Regions from separate parts of the Homo sapiens genome. Here all the other regions are linked to region 1. Evidence: chromatin loops called from intact Hi-C (ENCODE). Cell type or tissue: PC-3. All regions are shown on one strand. Each heading gives the region's core, and the rest is flanking DNA. Links, peaks and the distances in the headings are about the cores only.

Region 1 (7,766 bases), core at 1,923-6,922:
ATGCCATTAAAAGATCAGCATTGTCGACTAGCTCAAAAGGTGCCACTCCCAAACATGTAATAGAGATCTTTGTATTCATAGGGATGGAGAAGATTGTACTAAAGTTTTTAGAAAACTATTAGCAAATCAATTTTCTCCCTCTTCCATGTTTAGAACTCTCTTCCTCTGGTAGAAATGTCAAGGCTGACTGCCTAGTACCTAGTTCTTTGGAGCTATAAAAATTGAATTTATACTAATAAGCAGTTGTTTTTGTTATTGTGTTAAATATACCATCCCCTTCCCCAGGCTTGCTTTTGGAAGATAACCCTTCAATTCGTGCCATCACTTTGGGACATGGACATATCCTGGTGGGAACAAAAAATGGAGAGATTCTGGAAATTGATAAGAGTGGCCCAATGACACTGCTTGTTCAGGTACTGTTTGTATGTATTCTAAACTGCAGTTCACATCAAGGCTGGGACTAGAGTGAGGCAAAGTTGATGCTTAGGTTGCAAAACTTAAGGAGGCACTCACTCTCAGGGTTGCACAAGAGTTGAACTAGTTACCTATTGCTGTGTAACAAATTGCCACAAGCTTAGCAGCTTAAAACAACACACATTTATTTTCTCACAGTGTCTGTGGATCAGGAATCTGAGCACAGCTTAACTGGATCTTCTGCTTAGTGTTTTATAAGGTTGCAATAAAGGCCAGGGTTATGGTCTCATCTGAGGCTAAACTGGGGAAGATTTTTCCAAGCTCACTCATGTTGTTGGCAGAATTAAGTTGCTTGTAAGTGTAGGACTAAAGGCTTTTTTTTTTCTTGCTGGCTGTTGGCCAGAGGCCATTTTCAGCTCCCAGAGGCTGCCCACAGTTCCTTGCCACATAGGGTTTCCCAACATTGCTGCTTTCTCAAAGCCAAAAACAGAGGGGAAAAAAATAGATACTACAATTTTATGTTACATAATTATGTCATCACATATGTGGAATCATAACATTCCATTGCCTTTGCCATATGCTGTTGGTTAGAAACAAGTCACAGGTCATACCACACTCAAAGGGAGGTGATTATGCAAGAGTGTGAAAACACAAGAGGAGTATGAGGGTCACCGTCACTGGCCACCCTCTGGCCACCAGTTATTCATGTCCCTACCACATACAGAATCCTTTACCTCCACCTCCAAGGTCCCCAAGAGCCTTATCACATTACAGGATCTGCTCAAAGTCCAGAATCTCATTATCTAAATTGGGTCCAGGTGTGGAAGAAGTGCCTTAGATGTAAGTCCTGTCAATCTGTCCGTCCATAAAATGAACAAGACAAATTACCTGCTCCCCACATGCCAGATGCACCTGTGCCCCTTTGGAATGTGGGCCTCACTATAGTCTCAGCCTTGGTCCACATAAGCAAATTGCATCCTCCTTAGTCCCTGTCTTCCCTCAAAAGTCATATTTAGGTAAAATTGAACTAAAATAAATGTAACAGAACCTTTTAGGAGCCAAGAAATGATAAAATCTCACCTCAAGGATGGGGATGTGGTAGGATGTGGAGGTGCGTTAGGTAGTCCTGCCCAGTTTGGTGATGGATAAGACCATATTTAGGTGGAAGAGGCATGGTGAGGGGTGAAGGATGTGTGTTCAGAAGTTGGAGAGAAAAGAAAATGCACTGATCATATGAGCAGTCAGAACTTCCAAGATTCCAGTGCAGGAGCTTCCCCTCCTTGCCTTGATCTCTGAGTGATTGATGCCTGCAGGCTTGCTGTATTACGAGTGAATCCCCAAATCCCACTGAGAGGGTCCCTCTGACTTACTGTATCATGGAAACACATGTGCATATACACTATGGCTCAGGACACTGCAAGGCTTTAAAAACACAGGTGCCCAAATCCCACCCTGGATATCCTGAACAAGTCTGTGTTTTTAAAAGAAAAAATCTATGTTAAAAACAAACCTCGAAAGCTCTGCAGCTGGTCGTGCCTTGCAGCCAGGCTAGAGAACTAGGCTGGAGATGCATCCTTGAGGCAATGAGGTCTTTGTTCTCCAGCTGTTCTTGCTTTTGTTGTTTTCTTCCAAACTAAATCTTTTTTTTTCTGGCCATAACTTCTAATTTAATTTTACTGAAAAGTATTTATTTACTTTTTAATCTCCAAATGTTTGAGAATGTAAATTGTTTCCATGTATGCTATATTGCTAGATATTTTAGAAGATTTATGCCCCAATATGATTTAAATAATACTGTAAGATCTAAACTTTGTTTTCTCTCTTATTTTGTTACACTTGAGGTAGTTTGGTTTAAATATGTTTTATGCTTGACCAAGGCTTTTCACTTCTTAATTCTCTACAATTCTATTCTTTCCTATGTTTGTTTCTATTGCTCTAATAAGAAAAATAACCACAGCAATCATATATTGAGCACCTACTCTGTGTCAGGCAATACCGTTGTACGACATTTGTCTCATCTCCACAACAGATTGGCTCTGTTACATTGTTTTATAGATGAGGGACCTAAAGCCCAGAAAATTACCCACAGTCACATGCTAAGAACTGCAGAGCTGGGATTCCAACCAAGGTTTGCCAGAGCCCTTGTTCACCTCACCAGGCTGTTCCCCACATCTCTTAGCTTGGACACTTCAGGAAAGCCCCTGAGCTATGGGGTGGCTGGTTGAGCTGCTGGAAGCTTCAGACCAGATGTTAGTTACCATCTTTGCCACCTACATGTGTACCATTCTCTCCCTTTTTTTTTTTTCAGCATCTTTTTTTCGTCTTCTGCTCTCTCATTTGCTATTTCCTCTTAGGTGGATCTCATTATTTCAGTTCAGTCAATGTTTGTTGGGCTCCTGCCCAGGTCTGCTCTGTGCTGTGTATATGTGCAGTGGAATAAGGGCTTCCTGCTTGCCCAGGACCGTGTCACAGTCCTGTTCTGAGAGATGATAGAGACAGCAAGGGAAAGTGAAGGAACTGTAGAGGCAGTGTGAGTGAGACGATGGGCTGTCCTGCCGGAAGAAGATTTTAGATCCACTTTGCCGGTTTTGGTGGCACGGCAATCCAATCACAGTTGGAATAGACTGCTTATTTTTTAAGAGAAAATAAGGTTGGGGGAGGGGAGAATGGCAGGTGATGGGTTGTGGCATTTCCCGTCATGTGTGCTTTGAAGCAGTCAGCTCGCAGTTGTACAGCTGTTTATGATCAGCTTTGTGGGTGATCAGCAGCAAAGCAGGATCCTAAGCCCATTTCCTTGAGCCATTCAAGGTCCTTCAAGCCTGCCTCGCTTACTGTCCGATCCTGTGTTACACGGGGATTAAAATAAACAGATTAAGGAAATACAATTTTGATGTCAATATAAGGCAGTGGTTTAAAAGGATCTCTGGGTCCCACAATCTTGTTCTTAACTAAAATACACAAAGGGGCTCAGTCTATAGAAGAGCTTCAAGCAGAGTCAGTCTGGGAAGATGTGAGGTTGACCCCTGAGCTGTACCCTGACTGTGACTCTGGGGCTGGGAGGCTTCCAAAGAGAAGGCTAGAAAACCGGGGATGTAGGGTGTCCTCAAATCCAATAAATTCAAAAACAATGTCTGTATCCTTCAGCCCTCATTTTCTCATATTTGAATGTCAGTTGTATTTGGAACTTTACATCTTCTGCCAAATTACTGTTTTGCTCAAATAGCTTCTCAGTTAAATTGGAATCATCCAATTTCTCTTTGGAAAGCCACCTGTTCCCCAAAGCATTCCAGCTACAAACACCTTTCAGATGCCTGTGTGTGGGCTTCCTTTTTGCTTTACTAAGCAAAGCCTTTTTGTAATTAGCCATTAAAAAGCCAAAATTCAGTAAACAGTTAATCTGGTCTGTTTTATTGCTCTGTAGCACTAATCTTTACACACTGCATTATAGAGTGAAAAATTATGAGAATCAAATTCATTTTCTCCCTGTTAAGTGTTCGTTATAAAAAAATACTGCTTTCTCTTAGTTATTATTCTAAGCCAGCCAAGTGTGTTTGTGATAAGATACAGATACATGGAATTGGTCCAGTGCTTATTAAGCACCTTTCAGTTTTTGATGTTCATTGTTGGCACATGGACAGACCAATTTGTGAACAGACGCAGAACCTGGGCTACACCGAGGACGCTTGAAATGAAAATTTAGCTTCCTTTACTTCTGCTCTGCCGAATGCTACACATTCAAAGGACTAAAATTGCATAAATAATTAGAATATTGCTCTTCAATTTCACTGACATGAATGGGTCGTACCTGCATCTTTTAGAATATGATTTAACTGAAGGAAGTGGTTTGTGTCCTTGTGATTAAGCTGCTTTACTAGGAGGGTACATATATACTATGTTTATTTAGTATGAAACAACAGAAAAGCAGGCATTTCACCATTTACCTGGATGTTTCTAAATGGAAAGATGTTTGGCATCATATAAACAAAACCAATAAGCAATGAGTTCATGTTTTGCTTTGCAAATGAATGATTTAGCATCGTGTAGGTCTAGCTGTAGATTCAAGTTTAAATGAAAAAATTATTTCGGGTGATGATTTTGGTTCAAGGAAGCTCAAAGTGTGTTTATTCCTATTTGTGCTTTTTTGTGGTACTCTTGGACTGAATATGTAGCACCAGGCTAAAGAAGGGCTAGCCAAACAGCATAAGTAGAGTTTATGTTGCCCCTTTTCCTCTCCCACAGGGGCACATGGAAGGAGAAGTGTGGGGGTTGGCAGCTCACCCTCTCCTGCCCATCTGTGCAACAGTGAGCGATGATAAAACACTTCGCATCTGGGAACTATCTGCCCAGCACCGTATGCTGGCAGTACGGAAACTCAAAAAAGGTACATAACACCACCTTACACATCTGTCAGAGTATTTACAAGTAACAGAATGTGTCATATTTATTCACTCAGTTAATATTTACTGAGGGCACGTGTTATATGCCCATAAATATGCTGGGCAATGAGAATTTTATATTGGTTGCTACAGTCATAACTAAGCACATGTAGAATTATGCCAGAAGGCTGGCCTAATCCAGCTCCATTTTTCACTTCATTTTCCTTGCACTGCACAGATATTTGCCACCTGGGGGCAATATGTCCTTCCTCTTCTCATTGAGAGCTGTGGGAGTCAATTGAAATTCATCAGCTTTTAAAGAATGCTATTTATTTTGTAACAGTCTCCAGAACTTATTTTATGACTTGAAAACAAACATCAATTATATAGAAATATAATACTTAAGAAATGAGTAAATATGTCTTGAACACCTAAATGCACTAGAACTATGAGGTGTACTGAGAGGTACAAATTCAGCAAACATTTATTAAGTAGCTTCTGTGTGGCAGGCACAGGGGATCCCATGATGAATGGTCCCATCTCTAGTGTCAGAGATAGACAGGACTTGAACAGAGTCTCAGCAACATATCCATTCAAATTGGGTAATTCGAGGAGAGTCTTTAAAATGGGACTATTTATATAAAGGGATGGGGAAGGTATGAGGAAATGACCAGGGATAGTGCAGCACTATGCAGCTAGTAATGGCGGCTGCTCTCACTGGCCCTGGGCTTGAAGGGACAGGAGGAGAGGACAATTGCTGCAACCTTGAATATGAGAGCCACATGAGATGGCAGCCTGAGAGAAGCCACGACTGATAGCAGGGGACTCTGCCAGCATGCAGTGACCCTGCGGGAGGCAGCCAGGGAAATAAATGGCCCGGCCTCCCTATTCTTCCTCCATCTCTCTAATTTCCCACCAGTGCTCCCCGTTGGCCAAAGTCAACCTGAAACCAGAGGACAAGGGAGCCCATTGATGCTCTCCATGCAGACCAGCTTCAGGCACAGAGCAGGGTGGACAAGGGCAAAAAGGGGATGTGAAAGGACAAACTAAAGATATTTGGCACAAAGTACCCTGGAGCCTCAGAGGACATCTACTGCTTGGAAATGCTTCATCAGAGAGGTGACGAGCTGAGGCTTGAAGGATCTGTAAAAGTTCTTAAGAGGGAAGGATGAAATTGAGGTCTGACCCTAAAATATTTGTACTGAGTAATTTTATAAGCAGACATGAGGATTGTATTCTAGGGTAATAAAATGAAGAAAGGTGTCAAAACAGTAGTAACAATAGTGATGGTGGCTAATATGGCTGAGCCAACAACTATGCCAGCTCTTTCCATGTAGTCTTTGTAGGAACCCCATGAGTAAGGCTATTATTATTGCCACTTACAAATCAGAAAACTGAGGCACAGGAAGCTTAATTAGTTTGCACATTTAGTAGGTAATGGAACCAAATTCAAACCCATGCAGTGTGACTGTGAGAACACACCTGTGGCCACTGCTTAACACTATTTCCCTCTGCCGTGTTGCCTGTCTTTACACTAGGCTCCTGGGGATTGGTAAATGGTGGAGGCAGGATTTCCCAAATCTAAGTCCAAAGCCCATGCTCGTAATCACTACAGGCTAGAATCATTTTGGCTACTAGTTTATATCGGGGGAATGATAGGCCAAGTCCTCACTGTGAAGGACTTGAATGTCAGTGAATGGACTTTATTCTCTAAGTTAAAAATTAGTTGAACAACTATTGACCCATCTTAGATAGGATAACCATTCAACCCAGTTTACCCCTGTTGTTCTGGTATAATTATTAATAGCTTTCCTTTTCACTCTCAAACGTGTCTTGGTCTGTACGATAGATTGTGATTAACCTAATCTTGATGATGCTCTTCAAGGGCAGGCTTGTATTTTCATTGTCTCAGTACTGGCACGTCAGTTTTGAGCATGAACACAGCTTTCAGCATACCATGAACAGAGGAGTTGGTAAAGAGGCTCGGTATTAAATGCCCTGGCACAAGGCCACCTGGCTGTCCTATCCCTGGGGTGTGCTTACAACGCTCGACAATAAGAATGGTGGCAGAGGGTAGGCATGTTCTTGAATCAGTTTCCTTTTAGACATACCTTTGCAAAGTCCATGCTCCTGATTCAGAAATGTCTTTGTGACCCTACAAAGGAGTAGAGAACATGGTTCATGGAGCACCATCACCCTAGTGCCAATTAGTTTTCCAGAAACCCCTTGGGAGAATGTTCAGATTCCATTCTTCGCGTGACAGAAGAGGCAAGAACAACATCTTTCACCTCTAGAGTTATACATTACAATCCGTGGATCAGAGAATTGGAGCAACTAAAAGAATGAGGTCCTCTAAAGCAAGTTGTATGTAAGGCTTAATATTTAAAAAAAATGGTTTCTGGAAATTTTATTATAGAACTCCTATTCTTAAATATTACCTCTTTTCTTCGAAGCAAAGATACTGGTCCTATTAACCCTATACTCCTTTTCTCCATTTACCCCACTTATTTTTTGGAAACCCCAGGTATTTAAATACTCATAAATGAATGAATAAACCTCATGGAAGTTGAAAATGTATTTTTGATATTATGATCTTTTTCCTTGGACTTGGGGAGAAGAGATACTTAATTTTATTTTCTTGAGACAGGGTCTCCCTCTGTCATCCAGTCTGGAGTGCCATGGCATGATCACTGCTCACTGCACCCTCCACCTCCAAAGCTCAAGTGATCCTTCCACCTTGCCTCCTGAGTAGTTGGAATTACAGGCATGTGCCACTATTCCTGGCTAATTTTTGTATTTTTTGTAGAGATGGGATTTTGCTGCGTTGCCCAGGCTGGTCTTGAACTCCAGGGCTCAAGCAATCCACCTGCCTTGGCCTCCCAAGGTGCTGGGATTACAGGCATAAGCCACTGCACCTAGCTTATTTCTTTACTTTTTGTACAGGGTGGGTTTCGCCTCTACAAAAAATAACTTTTC
Region 2 (7,766 bases), core at 869-5,868, 610 kb after region 1:
AGCTCTCAAGAGCCACACTGGACACAGAGCACACTGGACATGCAGAAATAGAACATTTTCATTAGGGTAGAAAGTTCTGTTGATGCTGTCATGGAGTATGACCAGTTGTGAGTGAAAGGGTCATAATTAAGCTTTATCAATATTACTTACCTGGAAGTTTATCACAACTACTTTTTAATTATCCATGCTATGAGTTACTTCTATTTTTTTTCTTTTTCTTTATTTACACACCCTTGCTGGCTTGAAAAGTTACTTTTAGAGGCAAGATATACAACTAGATAAAACAAGGGTCAAATTCTTTACTGCCTTTTTCTTCCAAGGAAGACTTCCTTGGAATTTTATTATCTATAAGCTAGTAAGAAATGTAATGGCTTATTGTGGCTATTATCTTCCAGCACCTAAGAAATGCAATAGCTTCTTGTGAAAAGTAAATATGCAGCAACTTTTGACTTGGTATAACATTTCAGATGCTGAATAACTAGGCATCATTTTATTCTTTCTGTGACTGAGCAGAACAGCTGAGGAAAATAAAGGATTTTGTCTGCTTTATATAATAGTATAACCCATAGCACACCCAGACAGAAATAATCTTTTATGATGAGTTTGGTAGGCACTTCTTTAACATGTAGGGGTAGAAAAAAAATAACCTCTATTAACAGTTAAGGGTTTTGAATTATAAAATGTCTCTACTGTGATACAAACATTTATTTATTTTCCACTTTTAAATTTTAAAAACAGCATTCTTTTCAGAAATGCCTTAGGAATATATAAATAATACTGACATGGATAAAAATCATTATATATTTTTCTGGAACAAAAGAGAAAATAATTGTATATTATCTAGTTCTCTTATGAGCTAAACATAGCTCTGACACTATAATTCAATAAAGATGTGATACACCAAAAAATTTTAGTAAGACAAATCCTACTATAAATATTAGATATAAAATAGTTAAAATGCCAGCAAACAGTTCAAAAATACATTAAAACCTTAACCTGGGCTGGGCAAGGTGGCTTATGTCTGTAATCCCAGCACTTTGGGAGGCCAAAGTGGGAGAATTGCTTGAGCACAGGACTTCAAGACCACCCTGGGTAACACAGTGAGACCCCCATCTCTATAAAAACTTTTTTTTTCTTTGTTTCGAGACAAAGAGTCTTGCTCTGTTGCCCAGGCTGGGTGAAAAAAAAATTAAAATAAGCATAATGAAGAGTATTTCTTACAATTTTTTTTTTTGAGATGAAGTTTTGCTCTTGTCACCCAGGCTGGAATGCAGTGGCATGATCTTGGCTCACTGTATCCCTCGCCTCCCAGGTTCAAATGATCCTCCTGCCTCAGCCTCCTGAGTAGCTGGGATTACAGGCTTGCACCACCACACCTAGCTAATTTTTTTATTTTTAGTAGATATGGGATTTCACCATGTTGGCCAGGCTTGTCTTGAACTCCTGACCTCAGGTGATCCGCCTGCTCAGCTTCCCAAAGTGCTGGGATTACAGGCGTGAGCCACCATGCCCAGCCTTTCTTAAAAATTTTAAAAAGTCAGTTATACCTGGTAAAGATGTATTCTTTTGTCTTTTTTTTTTTTTTTTGAGACAGAGTCTCCCTTTGACACCCAGGCTGGAGTGCCCTGGTGCAATCACAGATCACTGCAGCCTCCACCTCCTGGGCTCAAGGGATCCACCTACCTCAGCCTCCCCAGTAACTGGGGCCACAGATGCACACCACACATGGCTAATTTTATTTGTATGTTCTGTAGGGACAGGATCTCAAAATGTTTCCCAGGCTGGTATGAAACTCCTGGGCTGAAGCAATCCTCCCACCTTGGCCTCCCAAAGTGCTGGGATTATAGGGTGTGAGCCACTGTGCCTGGCCTAAAGATTCATTCTTTATCATCATTATTAAACATTTCACATTGTTTATCATCTTTAGTGACTGTAATAAAATACGAAACAGAAAAAAGAGAAACAGTGGAAGGGCAAAAACAAAAAATATATATTTTTTAGAATATATGATTGCATAGCAAGAAAATTAAAAAGAATCACCTCATAACTACTATAATTAATAAAAGAACACAGATATTGGCCAGGCACGGTGGCTCATGCCTGTAATCCTAGCACTTTGGGAGGCTGAGGCGGGCGGATCACGAGGTCAGGAGATCGAGATCACCCTGGCTAACACGGTGAAAACCATCTTGGCTAACATGGTGAAACCCCGTCTCTACTAAAAAATACAAAAAATTAGCCGGGCGTGGTGGCGGGTGCCTGTAGTCCCAGATACTCGGGAGGCTGAGACAGGAGAATGGCATGAACCTGCGAGGCGGAGTTTGCAGTGAGCCGAGATCATGCCACTGCACTCCAGCCTGTGAGACAGAGCGAGATTCTGTCTAAAAAAAAAAAAAAAAAAAAGATATTAAATGTTAATGCTGCTAAAATCAGTATATTTCTGTAAAATCATCAAAACCCAATTAGAATGTATGTAAAATAAACTCACCCAAGCAAAATGAGTGATATGCATGATCTTTATAAGGAAAACTACAATGCTGATTGAGAGATACAAATGAAGACTTAAATGGGGAAAACACCATATTCTTCAACAGGAAAAATAAATATCATAAGGACCTTTTTTTTTCAAACTGTCTTACAGATTTGATGCAATTGTAATTAAAACATAATTTTTGGATGCCATAAAAGAATGATTAGAAATTCATGAGAAAACATATTTTATCTGATAATAAAATACATTACTCTCAGATAATTAAATATATTACTATCAGATAATTAAATGCATTACTACGGTTTAAAACAATGCCTCTGATTAATCTCCCCTCCTCTCCAATATTAATGGGAGAGCAAGCTCCCTAAGACCTCTGGGTCACACTGAAGCAGGATCTTGGTTGATGTTGATTTCCTTTCCTTTTTTCCCTTTTTTCCCGTGGTCTGCCCTCTGGTGATCTAAATCAGCACCTACGTTTTCACTGCAGCAAGACAGTTCACAACTTGTTATGGAAAGCCAAGGAATTAGGAGTGAGTGCCTGGGTCAAAAGGGCATTAAATGACATCTTCCAATCCTACTTCCTATATAAAATAATATGACGTCTTGGTTTGGCAAAAAACGCTGACAATTTTTAAAGCATGATGTTTCTTTTCTGTATGCTTGCAAATTTCCATAATGAAAAGTTAAAAATAGAAACAACAAAAAATTATTGCTCCCACAAATATGTGACCAATATATAAAAGAATCCTCAGTCACATTAACAATTAAACAAAGGCAAATTAAAACAAGTAAAAATTTTTTTTCATTCCAGACCAAAAAGAACATTGAAACGCTAATACCTTTTAGCGCTAAAGAGGATATGGGAAAATAAGCAGCCAATCTTTTGGGGAGGGTATTACTGCTATCTTTTGGAGGGCAATTAAGTAATACCAATGGAAAATTTTATTGTTCCAAAAACATTTCATATCCTTACACCCAGAATTCCACTTTTATCTTATGAAAACACCCAGGGAAGAATGCAAAAATATATGTACATGAATGTTTATTGTACCATTGTTTATGAGAGCGAAACATTGGGAATGAGTATGAATAAGTACTTATTAAATAAGTTAAGATACATCATACAATGGAACACATGCATCTTTTATTTATTTATTTATTTATTTATTATTTTTTAGAGACAAGATCTCACTCTGTCACCCAGGCCGGAGTGTACTGGCGCAGTCAGGGCTCACTGCAGCCTTGACCTCCCAGGCTCAAGCAAACATCCCACCTTAGCCTCCCGAGTAGCTGGGACTACAAGCAGGAGCCAACAAGCCCAACAAATTATTGTTTTTTTTGTAGAGATGGTGGTTCCACCATGTTGCCAGGCTGGTCTTGAACTCCTGGGCTTGAGAGATCTGCCTGCCTTGGCCTCCCAAAATGCTGGGATTACAGGCATGAGCTACGGCATCTGGCCCATGCATCCTTTTAAAAGAAAATCTCTTTTTATCAACACAGAAAGATATCCTTGGAAAATTAAGTAATGAAACAACTCGTATAAATGAGAATGGCCACATTTTGGTTAAAGAAGATAATAATATACGTTAATATGTTCATTTAAAAAAATGTGGAGGCCAATAACCAAACAATTACAATGGTTTTCTTTAGATAGTAAGAAAAATGGGAGACTTTCACTTTCTTCATTGTGTAGTTCTGTAATGTTTGATTTTTTCAAGGCACATATATTATTGTTAAGCTCAATGTCCTGGGTTCCAAATATGAATCTTGAAGTTATCATCATCATTTTCCCCAGAATATTCTAAAAGGGACTAGAGTAAATAGGACACTCATTGATTTCCTTACTTGTCTGACAAGGATAAAGCCCAAGCTAGTGGCCTCCACAGTGGGTGCACAAGATGATCCATTGATGCTCAGAGAAAAAGTATGCGAACATCAACATACATATTTTAATCTCATCCTTTGTTAATTTCCATTGTCAACTTTTGTTTTTAAATCATACATTATATAATTATTTATATTCATAAATGTATATTACATGTATATCATTTGTACATAAATATATACTCATATATTACGGGGAGTGTTCAAACATTTTTTTATTGATGGAGTATCTGATCAAAAGAGTTTAGAGTCCATTAATTTAGGTCAAAGCTGCCTTTAAGAGAACTTGAATTAGAGCTAAGGTAGACATAAACATTTTCCATAAGTTAGTTGTCCTCCCCAAAGTCACTAATACAGTACTTAAAAGGAAAAAAATCAGGAAAATAGGTGAGAAAACACAATGGAAGACACATGAAAGAGTCAACTCAGTAAGTAATAAAAGGTAGAAGAGAAGAAAGTAAAACGGACAGAATGATTATTTACCTATACACAAATCAAATAATAAAACAATGGGGAAAACCTTAATGAATAAAGAAAGGGAAGTCAAAATGCAGGAATAGTCCCACAAAACATTTAGAGATGAAGAAACCACATTCTATCCTGAAAAAAAAGCAAATTGTCAAACAGTTGGAATTTAGAATGTAACACATCTGTAGTTCTATGTTTTCAGCCTAATGCTTCAAGCATAGTATGCACTCAATGAGTAAAGAAAGAAAGGATTTTAGGTTATAGCATTTTACACCAAATTAATGTGTTTAGCTGCAATTTGAAAGCTTAATGTGTTTTTGTTATTTCTCTATTTTAAATTGAGCTGCTGAATATTTTATAGATTATGAGAAACAGAAAACAAAAAAATTGAAAAAACAATGGCAATTTTGTGATGTTACATTTGCAAATGCAATGAAAAAGGTAACAACTCATTGGGAGAATTTCAAAATATGACAGGTAATTATTTATTTGCCAACCCATGGAAACCTCCTCTATTCCTTTGCCGTTATATGAGCCAAATAATCAAATAAGAATATTTGCAATGAACTTATAATTTAGAACTTCTAAAATTTCTAGAGCCAGAATAAAGGCAATTAACAGGATTAAAGCAGTGACCTTTTTCCTGCTCTTGAAAGCTGAATTCATTAGTGACGTTCTATACGGTCTATAAATTATTTTTTAAAATAACACTTCCATTGTGTGGGTATTTTTAAGCCTATTGCTAATAGTTACTTTAAGCCCTCTGATCTAGAATGTAAGCATGTTTTGTTAGTGTTAAAACAAAATGAAATCCTGTTTTGCAGTAGTTACAACTTTACCATCTCTCCCAGGGGCAGCAAAGATAAATAGATTATTTTTAGGCAAATGTAAGGCACTATATTCTTAGATTATCATTCAGATATTCATCAAATATTCAATGAGGGTTTCTCAGTGCCAAACATTGTGTTGGAGTTGGAGATCCACTCGTGAAATTAATGAGTCAGCCTCCTCCAGAATTCACAATAGTCTTTCCTTGATTAATTTTGCAATATCCAAACTATCTGAGATATATCTGTGCATGTGTATGGATGTGTAGACTCATGAATATAAAACACTACTATAAAAAAGATAACTACTTAACATTTAACCATGATTATTGTAGGAGGTGCAATACTTAACTCTTAAAAAAAGTAAGTAGAAGTATCTTTAAAAGCCGCATAATGTGTGATTCAACAATTCTACTTTTAGGAATTCATCTTCACAAAATGATAAAGGTTAGTGGCAAATATTTAATTACAAGGGTGCTCATAGTAGAATTATTATTATTGTTGTTATTATTATTATTTTAAGACAGGGTCTCACTCTGTTGCCCAGGCTGGAGTACAGTGGTGTAATCAGAGCTCACTGCAGCCTCCAACTCCTGAATTCAAGCAATCTTCCCATCTCAGCCTCCTGAGTAGCTGAGACTACAGGTGCTTGCCACCATTCCTGGATAATTTTTTTTTTTCTTTTGCAGAGGCAGGGTCTCGCTATGTTTCCCAGGCATATTTTTTTAAAAAGTGCAAGAAACATCTTAGATCAATGCAGGATTGCTTACATAAATTATGATCACACAATGGGAAACTAGGTAATATTAAAAAGGATTATGTAGAAGTGTTTTCAATGATGTGGAAAAAATTCCATGATATATCAGAAAGTGAAAATTAGAAGTTTCCTTGTTGCTTAGGTGTCTAGTACAGAAAACAAGTCCTGACTGTGCTCTGAGCCTGGGCAAGACACTTGACCTCACAGACTCAGTTCTTCCATCTGTTAATGTGTGGAATTTGTGTTACCCTCAAATTCATATGCTGAAGTGATAGTCCACAGTGCCTCAGAATGCGATATTTGGAGATAAGGTTTTTAAAGAGGTAATTAAGTTAAAATGAGGTTATTAGGGGGCCTTAATCCAATATGACTGATATGCTTATAAGAAACGGAGATTAGTACATAGGCTGTATAGGGGTAAGACCAGGTATAGACACAGGGAGAAGACAGCCATCTGCAAGCCAAGACGAGAAGCCTCAAAGGAAACCAACCCTGCCAATAACTTGATCAGAGACATAGACTTCAGAACTTTCAGAAAATAAATGTCTGCCGCTCAAGCCACCCAGTCTGTGGTAATTTGTTATAGCAGTCCTAGCAAACTAATACACCATTTAAAAGAGGGAGAAAATCTTAATATCATCTTTATTTAGCTCACAAGTTTGCTGTAAGTCAAATAGATGTAATCTCTTTGTAAACTGTAAAGTACTATATAAATGTGAATAATTGTTATTCACAAGGTCCTTGAAAATGCAGTCATGTTGTTACGATTTGAATTTTATATTCCTTTAGTAGGGCAGACACTCAGTATCAGTACAGGGGATGGGGAGAAGCAAGAGATTTCCTAGGGCTGCAGCAAAAAACACAAATGATTTGTCATTGAAAGAAGAGGCAAAATAAAATGAATAGTTCCTTGCATTCATGCTGCAAATTTTTAAGCAAACCGATACCTAAACTACATACAATAACAATATCTAATATGTATTAAGCATTTACTAAGTACCTAGCATAATCCCAAGTACTTTTAATATGTGTTCTCAGCCAGGCGCGGTGGCTCACGCCTGTAATCCTAGCCTTTATCAACCCCATGGTAAAAGTGCTTGGTGTGTGTATGTGTGTCATGTACTGTGTATATATATTTATTTATGTGTGTGCATCTATTTTAGTTTTGTTACATGTATCTTTTTTTTTTTTTTTTGGAGACAGGGTCTCACTCTGTTGCCCAGGGTGGAGTACAGAGGTGCAATATCGGCTCACTGCAACCTCTGTCTCCAGGTTCAAGCGATTTTCCTGCCTCAGCCTCCCAATTAGCTGAGTACAGGCGCCCATCACCACGCCAAGC
Region 3 (7,766 bases), core at 491-5,490, 110 kb after region 1:
TTTTTCTTTCTTTTTTTAACAGATGGTCGAATTATGCTACTGGTTTTCAGTTTCATTTAAAACTCTAAAATTAATGGTTACCTAATAAGATAAAAATGGACTGATCAAATATTAATAGCCTAAATTTCAAGCTTGTGAAATGATGAGTCTCCTTAATTGCTCCTAAGTTCATTAAGACGTAAAACATTCAGCATTTTGCACCTTATGAAGAGATAAACAGAAAATAAAAGTCAAATTACTAATGTTTATTGAACATATTATTTGAACAGAAAACTTTAGCAACTTAATCTTCCTAATATCTTTTTTCCTCTTTTACAATTATGGAAATCCAGAGACTTACAAACATACACTTACTCTTAATCATCATCTGCTCCAACTCAATCTTTGAATATTTATTAGACACCTCTACAGACAGTATTAATAGATTCTTAGCTTGGGGAGATATATTCATGGGCTAATGATATAATCTGCCATGGGAAAATGACATAAAAGCAAACTATAATTTTATTTTATTTTTTATTTTTTTCTGACACAGGGTCTCGCTCTGTCACCAAGGCTGGAGTGCAGTGGTGCAATCATTGGTCACATGGCAACCTCAACCTCCCAGGCTCAAGAGATCCTCCCATCTCAGTCACCACAGGCATGTGCCACCATGCCCAGTTAATTTTTTATTTTTACACTTTTTTTAGAGATGAGGTCTCCCTGTGTTGTCCAAGCTGGTCACAAACTCCTGGGCTCAAGCAATTCTCCCACCTCAGCCTCCTAAAGTGCGGGGATTACAGGTATGAGCCACCACACCTGGCCTAAAATTTTACTGAAAAATATAAAAACAAATCTATGTACAGCATTTTTAAAATCTGTGTTCAACTTTATAAAACTGATTTTCATTCCAATGCAGTGTCTCTACTTATGTTCCACAATCAATTCACCTGATACTTATATCTGCCTAAGCAGAAAAGGCACTAACAAATCAGCTAAAATATTTTAAAATGCAATTTGCGAAAATACTATAAGATACGTAGCCTATGTACAAAAATACATACTTAAGACTGTATAGCTAAAATGAAATAGAGATAATATTTTCTGGAACCTGCTATCTGTGGGCTGCAAAATCCTTAATATCAGAAGTGGCTTGATATTAATATATACTCCTATTATGTACCCAAAAAAACTAAAAACAAAACATGTAAGACTTAAACATAGAAAGAACTAAAATTAGGAAAATGAGAGGGGAAAAAGGAAGTGGCTTGAATATCAATGACACATTTATTTCCCTATCTGCCTCTCTAACTCCAAACATAAATAAAGAAAAGTAATTTTTAAAAGAGCCCAGTATTCTCAGCTCGAGTTAATATTTAACTTTAAACTTTATTCACTGAACCCCTGCATAATGTGATATTTGAGAACCCGGTCAGCAAGCCATATCATGGCCTGAAAATGTCTGGCCTCTCCACGCAACATTCAGAATCTCAAACTATTTAGTAAATACAAAATACTGACTTTCTAATAACAAGTCCCTTAAAACTGAAAGCCAATAAATAACGAGCATTAGAATAAAACACTCAACTATAGTACTCAAACACTATTTTCAAGTCAGAGATTACTTCACTAGTAGAAGAAAAAAGTTTTACTGTGATCAAGTTACTCGGCACTTAAGACTACTTGTATCTTCCGTGGTACTTGATTTGGCTTAACAATTAAAGAAAAAAGTCTGAGAGGGGCAAGAATGTGTAATAAGACATACCCACTCATCTAAACATTAAACATACTTAATAGCACCCCTGACAGATTAAAAAGTCAAAATAGGAGCCCTGAAGTTTAGTAAACATTTCAGCCTACATAGTGACATCTACTTCTTTAATTTTTATGGTCTTTGTAAGTGTACAAGGAAAACTAGCTTGTGGAAATCAACTGACATTTTGCCCAGTTCTTTCTCACAAAGTTTTTCAACTAGACTTGTTTTAAGTTTGGCAAGTTAAGCAAAAAAGTGCTTAAATCTGAAAAACTGATATGACACAAATTTGTTAAAGATGTAAAGCCAGATGGGCTATGTTTATTATGAAAATCATATAATCTCTACTAAAAATAGAAGGCTTTAGGACATTGCCTGACAAAAAGTAGGCACTATGTAAGTGCTATTTACTTATCAGTATGCTAAAAATAACAATCAAACTAAGAAGCAACAAGACAAGTAAGGCACATCTAAGAAAGCTCATATATTAAGTCCTTCAACTCTAGGCAATAACCCAATCTTTCTAAACAGAATTGCCCCCTCTCATACACAAACTATTGTCGTTGCTGTATAGTTCTATTATTTTCCAGCTGAGAAAAATGTACATCTGCATAGTTTATAGGTCCTATTCCACAATGAACCCCAACTTAACAAGTCAAATAAAGAAAGGACATAAATCTGTTAAAAACTTATCTTCATTTATTTTGTTTTCCTTCAACTACCTAACTTTTAAAAAAATTAATTCTTTTGAGGACAATTTTCAAGTAGAGCACATGTCTCAACTTGCAGAATGGCATTTTGACTATTTGAGACAGGAACCTCTTTTCCCATAAAAGCAAAGGCTCACAAAGGAGAGGCCACAGAAAACTCCTTTATTTATACTGCAAGCCAATAAAAGTGTTGTATGAATTCTAAGCCCTATTTCATATTGTGTGTTTGTGGAGGGGAGAAGAGGGGAAAAGTATTCTCCTTTTCCTGAACTCAAAATCAGCTTTATACAGAACTTTTGAAATAAACTGTTCAAAGTTCATATTTGGCAATTTCCCACTCCTCAATGTCCATGTCCCCAGTATCCCCTTCTCCCAAGCATGACAAAAAAATCAAAGATGAAAACTTGCCCAAATACATATCCATAATGTCTTTCCTTTGCATCTTATGAAGGGATAAGCTCTAAAGGGTAATATGCTGTAAAATTACCTACACGGTTTCTTTTCTCACATCTCAGACCAAACCCTCGTTTCCTTCATGCACTTACCTGTTAAGTAGGAAATACGCATAAATCAATTCCTACTAAACAAGAAACTCTTTTATGACCTCAGAAACTGTGTGTATGTTTTTTGGTGGGTTTTTTTTTGGGGGGGGGGGAGGGTGTAGGGGGGGTGGTATCTAACTGGCAAGATTTCAGACAGTAGAAAGTTATATTTTAGATTTTAGAACAGGCAGCACTAGGCAAGGTGTTAAGTCCACCCCAGCCAGCTCTTATTCTAAGACATTCTTCCTTTTCCATTTCTTTCTTTCCTCTACTTCTGCACCCAGGAAAAACTCAGGTTTTTGTTTTGCTTCGTTTTTCTTTACAACATTTAGAGATGCAAGGGAAAGAGGGTGGGAAAGCAGCAATCATTTGGATTGAAAATGCTACTCTGAAAGTTAGAGACTGCTTATGTACACTGCTCTTGAGAGCTAAAATAATTTATACTTTCCAGCCACAGAAAATAGGCATGTTTTTTAAAAAATAAGAAACAATTATAGCTACACAGTAGTTTTAAGCTTATTTCAAAATTTAACTATTCTGAGCTACACAAAGGTATGAAATTAACATGTTTCAATACTGAAAGGAGTTAATTTTTAAAACCCTACCATATGCTGTAATATAATGCCCTCTATGGACTAAATTACAGCACTTCAACATTACTGAATTAAATCTTAAGAACTGGAAAAAGATTTTAGTCTAGAAAATGAATGACAGTACAAGTTAAAATAGCAAAACAACGAGCATTTTAAAGTCTATAAAAAATTTAACATAAGGTACCAAAAATGAATACTAAAATTCATAAACTGAAAGTGACACTATTTATGAAAACTAATATGCTAACTTCTTACATTATAATCTAAAACATACAAATATTCTTAAACACCCAAAGCATTTTTAAAAATTTTTTATATAAAAATATGAAACACTTCACAAATTCTATGCGTCATTCTTGTGCAGGGGCTATGCTAATCTTCTCTGTATAATTCCAATTTTAGTATGTGCTGCTGAAGCAAGCATTTTTTTTTTTTTGGAGACAGAGTCTCGCTCTGTCACCAGGCTGGAATGCAGTGGCACGATCTTGGCTCACTGCAACCTCCACCTCCCGGGTTCAAGTGATTCTCCTGCCTAGCCTCCCAAGTGGCTGGGACTACAGGTGCGTGCCACCAAGCCCAGCTAATTTTTGTATTTTTAGTAGAGACGAGGATTCACCATGTTGGCCAGGATGGTCTGGATCTCCTGACCTCGTGATCTGCCCGCCTTAGCCTCCCAAAGTGCTGGGATTACAGACGTGAGCCACTGCACCTGGCCTCAAGCACGCATTTTTAAATTCTGAATTCAAGAATTAATAGTCACTAGGCCCTAAACAGATCTTCTTAAACTTTAATGTCTTCATTTAAGTATCCAGGTTTGGGGGGAATCTTTAAGGTCATTTCATAATGTTTATAGTAGTATGATTAAAGCATTTGTTTGATTTGGTACAAGATGTCAATATTCAAAATTGTTTATAAAAATTTTAAACTCATCTGTTAGTGCAAAACGATATTCACAGCTCGCTAAATTTCTCTGTCCAACTGAATTTATTCCACATAGTCAATTATAGATCATTCCACAGACTTGATCTTCCATCTGCAACACTAGATGGCACCAACACCCGTAGTCTACAGTTGATTGCCCAGTTCATGGAAGGCAATCTGGCAAACATTAACTTTCTGGCTTTTCCACAAGATTGCTGCCTGGCCCTAGGCAGCTAGATCAGAGTATGGGAATAGGAAAACAACTCTAACACCAAAAAAATACGTGGGGCAAAATAATCCCTAATCGGAATCCAAAATCAATTTTAAATAGATCAGAACTAAGTGTAAAATTAAAACTATAAGTAAATAAAAAATATATTTTCCTTTGTGAAAACTGAAAATGTCCACTGAAATGTAAACTAAAAATCTTTTAGAAAACTGAGGGAAAACTATAACACAAGAGTTTACATCCTTTATATGTAAAGAACTCTCATAAAATCAGGGAAAAAAATGAACACCTACATTTAAAAATGGGCAAAGAGTATGAACAAGCAAAAATCACAGAAGAAATACAAACTGCCAACATGTTCACATTCACTAATAATCAAAGATCAAAAAAGCAAGTACTACTTGCACCTATCAAACTGGTAAAGGGCTTTTAAAAAATACCTAGTACAGAATGTCCAGAAGAATATTTAAGGAACGAGTCATAGTAGATAACTCTAGGAAACAGCACTAGGCAGCTGGACAACAGAGAGAGAGGAAGAAGTGTGACTGTCACTGTACTTTCTGCATTTTGTATAATGTAAAAATATTATCTATCAAAAAATAAGCAATATGAATTGTTGGTGAAAGTAGAGAAATGGGTGTTTTCTTCTTCTGATAAAAGGGTAAAAATTAGTACAACTTTTCTGGTGGCCAATTTTTATACAAACCCTTATAAATGCTCATACCCACTAACCTAGGTTTTTATTTCAAATTGATTTATGGAAAATAATTCAGGGATATGTAAGACATATTTAAATATAAAGAGGTTAATAGCATTATTTATCAATAACAAAGGAACAATCTAAGGGTCCAACAATAGCAAAGTGACTGGTTAAACTATACCCATACTAAGGAACACTAAGTACAAAAAATCAGCAGCAAAATATTTAAAGACATGGAAATGTTTGCATTATATAAGACATTACTAAAGTTTTTAAAAGCTTATAAACAATATATAGAGTATGATTCCAATTTCATAAAACACTATTACATTCTTAAAAATACACATATGCGGCCAGGTGCGCTGGTTCATGCCTTTAATCCCAGCACTTTGGGAGGCCAAGGTGGGCAGATCACTTAAGGTCAGGAGTTCTGGACCAGCTTAGCCAACATGGTGAAACCCTGTCTCTACTAAAAATACAAAAATTAGCCAGGCACGGTGGCCCACACCTGTAATCCCAGCTACTCGGGAGGCTGAGGCACGAGAATCGCTTGAACCCAGGAGGCAGAGGTTGCAGTGAGTGGAGATCCCGCCACTGCTACTCCAGCCTGAGTGACAGAGCGAGACTATGTCTCAAACAAAAACAAAAACAAAACACATGTGCATTGAAAGTAGACTAGAATAATATATTCTAAAATATTAAACATTGATTATGTCTGGGTAATATGATTATAATTTTTTTCATCTCAATGCTTTTCTACATTTTTCAAATTTGTACAATGAGCGTGTATTGTATGTCAGACTGCTTCATAAACTGTTGCTCTAACTTCACTGATAGTTATCAAGTCCTTAGAAAAAATCCTTATTACTAAAATATTGAAGCTCAAGTAGATTAAAACATTTGCCAAGGGTCATACAGCTAAATCAGTGAAAGGGTCAGAATTAGAACTCAGGTCTGTAAAATGCCTAAAATTAAGTTATTTAACCACATTATATTTAGCAGGTATCTCTTTTTTATGGTACATATTTATTTTCAATCTGTATTGGGCCCACAGTAAGCACTAAATAAATCCTCACTAATTTAACAATGTCACTTTTTAAAAAGTAAATATAATCGTTTCCTTTATTAACAAGAGTCAGGTTCTAATTTAGCTACATTGTACATCTACTGATAGCCTTCCAGTTAAGATTAACTACTTATCATAATAAAGTCCAACTTACATCAAAATTTTCCAAATATTATTTGCTCAATAAAAATATATTTTAAACAAAATATCAACTCTTAGTATCTACAGTACTTCAGTAAAAAAACTCAAAGGCTATATATACTTTTTCAGAAAAATATTTTAAGTCGTAAGAATATCAAAACAATTCTTATTCATGAACATATGTAAGTTCTTATTCATGAACATATATAAGTTTGCAAAGCTAATTTCGTACTATTTACCTAGACAAACAAGCCCTTTTAAAGTGAGTGATCATGGTAATACTACTTGGTGAATCCTGGGTATTACATAGTTTAATTATAATGAACAAATAATCAATGTATGGTCGGTTTACACTTCACTTACCAATAGTTCCAATTAGTTCAGCAAGACACAATCTATATTTCGATTACGAACTAAAAATATTCTCTGTGCATTAGTGACAAGCAACCAACAAACATATATTAAGTTATCATTAAGTCAAGATCTCAGCAGTTTGGACAGGAAACATGAGCACCTTTCTGTACCAATGGCCTACCAACATAAACAGATGATAGCAGTTGTCCAAAGTAGGGTTTTTCAGTCTCCACATACTAGCAACAGAATGTTACCCTAGTTCCAATATCCTTACATATGTGAGAAAATGTAGATGGCAACCAACTTTCTTGACATCTTAAGATGTCAAGAAATGTCTTACATTGCCTAATGGTTCAACACAACAGATATATGATAAAAGCAGTAGCACCTTGATTGCCTGCTAAAGTTAGGACAATAACTGCTTATTCCAAAACCAGGAAATAACTGTGAACGGACAAAACCTGAGTTGGAATCGCAGTTCATTCTTGTGAAACTAGGTAACAACTAATACAAATAAGAAGTTAGCCCAATGTCTGAAACACGGCAGAAGCTCAAAAACATTGTGCTTATTACATAATTTACCAGGTATCCTTGAAAAAGTTACTTAACATCCTTAGGCTTAGATTTTATCATCTATAAAATGGTTCCTTCTTTCAGATTATGGTGAAGACCTAAATGAAACAAATATGTGAGAGTGCTTGTTGGTCAGAAGATGTTCCATAAATGATAGTCTTCCCTTTCCAGATAAAATGAGAAGAATTCAGCTTTTCTCAACACT

The links. Hi-C counts contacts between places; a loop is a spot of excess contacts. Peaks named below come from ENCODE experiments on the same cell type or tissue, not always from the same donor. Only the 100,000 strongest peaks of a DNase experiment are listed, where the experiment ranks them.
Region 2: a loop joins it to region 1, with 7 times the contacts of the local background. A loop is called at or near these places in 2 of 110 quality-filtered maps.
Region 3: a loop joins it to region 1, with 7 times the contacts of the local background. A loop is called at or near these places in 50 of 110 quality-filtered maps.

Annotation. Positions count from the first base shown.
Region 1 is chr2:54,894,988-54,902,753 of GRCh38, forward strand. EML6 (EMAP like 6) reads left to right here. Exons shown (of 42, transcript NM_001039753.4): 20 at 1-39; 21 at 286-413; 22 at 4,654-4,795. Among named protein-coding and RNA genes, the nearest start is that of EML6-AS1, 150 kb to the left of the region's middle. In PC-3, for the core only: a CTCF peak has its summit at 5,048 (motif pointing right); a DNase peak (open chromatin) is centred at 5,014; H3K4me3 peaks cover 543 bases; H3K27ac peaks cover 1,379 bases.
Region 2 is chr2:55,508,754-55,516,519 of GRCh38, forward strand. No RefSeq gene overlaps it. Among named protein-coding and RNA genes, the nearest start is that of CFAP36, 7.1 kb to the right of the region's middle. In PC-3, for the core only: CTCF peaks have their summits at 2,948 (motif pointing left) and 3,153; a DNase peak (open chromatin) is centred at 2,938.
Region 3 is chr2:55,010,523-55,018,288 of GRCh38, forward strand. All of the region lies in intron 3 of RTN4 (reticulon 4), which reads right to left. It also overlaps the pseudogene RNU6-433P. Among named protein-coding and RNA genes, the nearest start is that of RTN4, 36 kb to the right of the region's middle. RefSeq lists a silencer at 557-616. In PC-3, for the core only: CTCF peaks have their summits at 3,607 and 4,616 (motif pointing right); a DNase peak (open chromatin) is centred at 4,649; H3K27ac peaks cover 1,602 bases.